Linked DNA regions of Homo sapiens: region 2 is linked to region 1. Evidence: read pairs that join two places in POLR2A ChIA-PET (ENCODE). Cell type or tissue: A673. All regions are shown on one strand. Links, peaks and the distances in the headings refer to the core of each region. The heading gives the core; the rest is flanking DNA. Region 1 overlaps FDX1 (ferredoxin 1). Region 2 overlaps LINC02732 (long intergenic non-protein coding RNA 2732).

Region 1 (2,928 bases), core at 275-2,774:
GGCACCTGTAATCCCAGCTACTCGGGAGGCTGAGGCAGGATAATTGCTTGAACCCGGGAGGCAGAGGTTGCAGTGAGCCAAGATCATGTCACTGCACTCCAGCAAGGGTGACAAAGCAAGACTCTGCCTCAAAAAAAAAAAGAAACGATGGTGTTTTTGCTTAAAAATTAAAAACATTTACATAGTATTTAAAGTAAGTATATGAACTAAAAGGCTGAATTTCCTTATTTCTTTTTCTGAAACTTTCTGATACCCTAAAAATAAGTTTACATGTGGTTACTAGCTTTGAGCAAAATTCTTTCCATTCCAAATATGTCAATGTGTTTTGTAAATGCTACCTGTGAAACCCATTATACTCTTTCCCACAAAGTATTTCTACTAAAATGCTGTGTACTTAAGAATACCAGCTATAAAACACCATAAAAGCTATTCCTTGCTCTCTATTGTGTAGCTGTAAAACTTGGAAATTTTATCATCAATACTCTTGCTAGCTTACATTTATTATAGACCTTTTGTATCTAACTGTAGCTCTCCCTTTTCCCTTTCTTTTCAATTAGAATATTATCTATTACAGGCATCTACAAATTGTAACTGTATAAAAGAGCAAGCAGTTAGCTATGATTTAACTCTCTTATTAAGAGACACAATTCTCAGAACCAAACTAATACAGTCATTGGATTTAGTTTCTGTGTTAAGGGGAAGAAAGGAGGTGCTCATAGAGAACACGGCACTGAAGATGTGAGAGGACAGGCAGACAGTAGCCACAATCCACTCTGCTTTGGTGTCCAAAGAGATACTATTTCACCAGTTTCTCTTCCCAGGGTTATCAGTCTCACATCCACCAAGAGGGAAATGAACTATAAAAGGAACAAAATGATTCTTCTTCTCTAAATAAATACAAATGACCTGAAAATGTTTGTGAGGATTAAATGAGGTAGTTTATATTAAAAGTGTATAACAAAATTGTAGCTATATAATACACATGAAATAAAACTATTATTACTATCTTTAATTTTTAAAAAATTATTTGTCATTAAGGTCACCAAACTAGAGTTAAACAAAGCCAACCTTAATTAAGTAATATGCCCTCATTATCTTACCCCTTGAAATAGTATATCAGCTAGCTACCTTCATTGACTCCAATCAAAAGACTAGATAATTTTTTTAAAAAATAAGATATCACTTGATGTCACTTGCTACTGTAAATCTCACCACTTTTAAGAGTAACTATTAATTAATAACAAGAATAAGCTCTGATTACTTTAAGGTACACTTAGAAAAAGAGCTATTCATTTTAACATAATTACTATTATATATTAAGTTTCTTTAAAAATTCTGTTCTAATAGGTGAAACTTTCCATTATAATTGTGTTCAATTATCAAATATAAAAGCATTAGATTTAACCCCTCCATTCAGTTGTGATACATATTAGTTCCTGGAGTAAAAAGAGACTAAAGAAGAGGTGTTAGGATCTAGAACTTATACTTCCAATTAATTTTTTTTACTTTTGTAAAATTTCATAAGGTCTAAACTGTAGAACAGTGAAAACAAAGAGAAATGCCACATATCTGATACTCAAAATCTGTGACTGTTATTTAACCTGGTAGAACACTATTACATTTATGGGTCTGGTCTTACATAGACAACATAATACAACATCTATGTTCCCAGATTATTATTACAATTGAAGCAGTCCAAAAATCTTACCTGTCTGTTAGTCCATATGCCAGATCGAGCATGTCATTCTCCTCATCAGTGATTGCATCTAACTTCTCATATATGTGATCTTCAAAGATGAGGTGACAGGTTGAACAAGCCAGGGTTCCCTCACATGCACCTGACAAAAGCAACAAACACTGAACATAGTCCCTTCTACATCAGACGATTCATACCTGGTTCAGTAAAGGCTTCTAAATGTTAGAATCAGCATTAGAATACATAAGTGAGGCCGGGCACAGTGGCTCACACCTGTAATCCCAGCACTTTAGGAGGCCAAAGCAGGCAGATCACTTGAGGTCAGAGTTCGTGACCAGCATGGCCAATATAGTGAAATCCCGTCTTTACTAAAATTAAGACAAAAATTAGCCAGGCATGGTGGCACACACTTGTAGTCCCAGCTACTAGGGAAGCTGAGGCAGAAGAAATACTTGAACCCGGGAGGCGGAGGTTACAGTGAGCTGAGGTTACACTCTAGCCGGGGTGACAGAGTAAGACTCTGTCTCAAAAAAAAAAAAAAAAAAAAAAAGAATACATAAATGAAAGGTGAAAATGAACAGAACAGGGGCAACAAGCCTCCATCTCCTGCCACATGCACACGCATGCACACACACGCATGAGTTTGAAATCCCTCACGTTATATTATTTCACAAAGGTTCTGGCTTGGTGCTGTGAAGGAATACCTATGAAAATATAGTCCTAATAGAGAGCTTACAAGTTAATAAGCTGAGACATGCATACATATAAAAATTTGTGCAATTTTAAACTTACATAGTAATTACTGACATAATAGCGATGAAAGTTATGGTATATAAGAGGAACTAGAAAGCAATCAAACCTATAGCTAAATTAAGTTAAATGTTCTTCCCTCTCAATCTCTCCTTGTAATTTGGACAGAATCAAGTCATTTTAAAATAAGTCACTATGGTCTTAAATAATCAGAATATTTATCCTGTTCCATTTTTTAAGTCATTAATTTAACAGTGGTTTACTGAATACATATCGTACGCCAGACACTGTGATGAGAGAACTAAAACACCACCTTGTCCAACTAAACCAGGACGAATCTGCTCTGTAACATCCCTTTCCTGGTATTACTCAGCCTTCACTTGAAAATCTCCTGACAAAGAAACCGACACCACATAAGTCAGCCAATTTTGCATTCGGCTGGCTTCTACCAAGCTAAAGTCTGCCACTCTGTAACTAGCACC
Region 2 (2,928 bases), core at 315-2,814, 59 kb after region 1:
CTGTGTGGAATAAACCACGTATGAAGAATGAGAAATCACATTAATAGGCATATCAAAAGCAGTCAATATCTTAATTACCACCACAAGCTCTGCTTTTTGAGCTGAAGTATCGGGCGTCTGGAAAACTTTACCTTTTGATCCAGAATAAGAAGCTTTACCATTACTAGACACATCTGTGAAACGATGAAAATGCTTAGCAGGCTGCAGGTTGTTTACTGCAGGAATTGTAAATGTAAACCATTCACAGTCTTGCTCAGCTAAAGGGATAGTAAAGAAACAGTCTTTTAAATCTATGACTATTAAAGACCAATTTTTTGGAATTATACCAGAAGAAGGCAATCCTGGCTGTAATGCTCCCATAGGTTGTATAACTGAATTGATGGCTCTTAAGTCAGTTAGCATTCTCCATTTACCTGATTTTTTCTTAATTATGAAAACTGGAGAATTCCAAGGAGAAAATGTTGGAATTATGTGCCCATTTTCTAATTGTTCATTAACAAATGTCTCTAAAGCCTCCAGTTTCTCTTTACTTAGCGGCCATTGTTCTAACCAAATTGGCTTATTGGCTAACCATTTTAAAAGTATAGGTTCTGGAGGCTTAACAATGGCTGCCATCAAAAATTATTTCCTAATCTTTGGCAGGAACTTGGTCTTTCCATTTGAAGTGGTTTTTTCAAAACTTGCAAATTTTTTTCTAGTCCCATACCAGGGACATGCCCCATTTCATGCATCATATGTTGACTTTGAGGGCTATATAATTGTTCTGGAATTAGAACTTGTGCTCCCCATTGTTGTAATAAATTTATTCCCCCAAAATTTATAGGTACAGAAGTTATAATTGGTTGAATAGTCCCAGATTGTCCATTGGGCCCTTCACAATGCAAAATATAACTACTTTAATATACTTCAGCAGCTTTATCAACTCCAAATATGTTAAATTGAGCAGGTTGAATTGGCCACGCGGACGGCCAGTGCTGTAGAGAAATGATTGACATGTCTGCTCCTGTATCTGTCAAACCTTTAAATTTCTTTCCTTGAATAGTTATTTCACAGGTAGGACATTTATCAGTAATTTGATTTACCCAATAAGCTGCTTTGCCTTGTTTATTTGTGCTTCCAAATCCTCCTGTTCATTTAGTTTCATTTTTTCCCATTCTCATATATGGCACAATCAGGAGCTGTGCTATGCACTCTCCTGGCTCTGCTTTCCAGGGAACAGAAGTAGATATAATAATTTGAATTTCCCCATTGTAATCTGAATCAATGACTCCTGTATGTATTTGTACCCCTTTTAAACCTAAACTAGACCTTCCTAAAAGTAATCCTATTGTCCCCGCTGGCAAGTGTCCACAGACTCCTGTTGGGACCTTTTGCAGGGGTTCCCCAGGTAGAAGGCTCACAGCTTTTGTGCAGCATAAATCTACTGTGGCACTACCGGCTGTGGCAGGGGACAGACATTGTACAGGGGTAAGGGAATGGCCTGAGCCGGAAATGCCCCGGTTTAGAACAGGGCCCAGGACGGACCCCTCATGGCATTTCCCGAAATCAGGGTCCCATCTTTGTCAAACTTAGAGTGACACTGATTAGCCCAATATTTCCCTTTTTTACATTTTGGACATATTTCAGGATCAGCAGTTTTCCTTTTTCCCCATCTGGCTGCCTGACTCACTGATTTTTTTCTACATTCTTTTTTAGTATGACCATGCTTCCCATAGTTAAAACAAGCTCCAGGAAATGGAGTATTTCCTTTATCCACTCTCAGTCCTGCCATTTCCTGTGCCAACAAAGTAGCTTTATGCAGATTACCTCTGATACCATCACAGGCCTTGATGTAATCAACTAAATGTGCTTTCCCTCTGACAGGTTGCAGAGCAGCCTGGCAATCGGCATTAGCATTGTCAAAAGCTAATAACTGCAACACTATAACCTGAGCAGCCGAATCTGCAATCATCTTTTTAAGAGACTCCTGTAACTGAGCTATAAAATCAACATATGGTTCTCTTGGTCCGTTTTATAGCACTAAAGGAAGGGTAATGTTCTCCACCTATAGTGATTTTTTCCCAAGCTCTAATGCACACTCCTCTAAGCTGTTCTATGGCATCATCCTGCATGACCAGTTGCGCATCTAAACCAGCCCAGCCGCCAACCCCCAAAAGTTGGTCTACAGTTACATTAATTTGATGTTGGGCCTGGGCATTGCAAGCAGCCTGAATGGAAGCTTCATCTGCCCACCAAGTTTTAAATTGTAAGAACTGACCAGGAGTTAGACAAGCTTGAGTAACAGCATCCCAGTCAGTAGGAATCATCCAACTGGAAACAGCAACATTCTTTAACGGTCCCATTACAAAAGGAGAACCTGGTCCATACTGATTTATAGCTTGTTTAAATTCTTTGAGTAATTTAAAAGGAAAATGCTCAAATGTAGCTATAATACTTCCCCGTTGATCTGGGAGTTGTAGTCTAACAGGGAACTGCCAAGCCTCTAAATCACCCTCTCATCTAGCTTGCTGAATTCCTGCCTGAATAGAACTAAGAGCGGTCACTCAAGGTGCTGCTTGAACAGTCACTGGGACAACTACTTTTTGCCCGGTGTCCTCTGGAAAAGAAAGATCTGGAGGGTCTTTTTCTTCAAAATAATAATGAGGGGGTGCAGAAGGGTAGGGATGAATCTCTCCTTCCTTTGCCACTTTAGCTTTATATGGTTAATAAACATGCTCTGTAACCTCTTCTGTTACTTCACTATACTCTTGTTCCTCCTCATTATCAGTGTGAAAAGTTCCAAGGGGAAATGAACCAGACCCCACACCTGTTCCATTGTTACCCTGATGCTTCCGAGCTCCCCTTCTTACCATGGGGATTGCTTTAAGAGTACTCGGGTGTCCTCCAGCTAGTTTTCCCTTCCAACCATTGCTCCGGTGACCCTTCGAC

What was found. ChIA-PET counts read pairs that join two places held together with the same protein. Peaks named below come from ENCODE experiments on the same cell type or tissue, not always from the same donor. Only the 100,000 strongest peaks of a DNase experiment are listed, where the experiment ranks them.
Region 2: POLR2A ChIA-PET joins it to region 1 with 5 read pairs; 3 of 35 experiments call an interaction of 5 or more read pairs at or near these places.

What each region holds. Positions count from the first base shown.
Region 1 is chr11:110,455,828-110,458,755 of GRCh38, reverse strand. It overlaps FDX1 (ferredoxin 1), which reads right to left. Exons shown (of 4, transcript NM_004109.5): 3 at 1,709-1,838. Among named protein-coding and RNA genes, the nearest start is that of FDX1, 27 kb to the right of the region's middle. In A673, for the core only: no CTCF peak of the experiment used is centred there; no DNase peak of the experiment used is centred there; H3K27ac peaks cover 454 bases.
Region 2 is chr11:110,396,764-110,399,691 of GRCh38, reverse strand. All of the region lies in intron 3 of LINC02732 (long intergenic non-protein coding RNA 2732), which reads right to left. Among named protein-coding and RNA genes, the nearest start is that of FDX1, 32 kb to the left of the region's middle. In A673, for the core only: no CTCF peak of the experiment used is centred there; DNase peaks (open chromatin) are centred at 1,581 and 1,888; H3K27ac peaks cover 2,219 bases.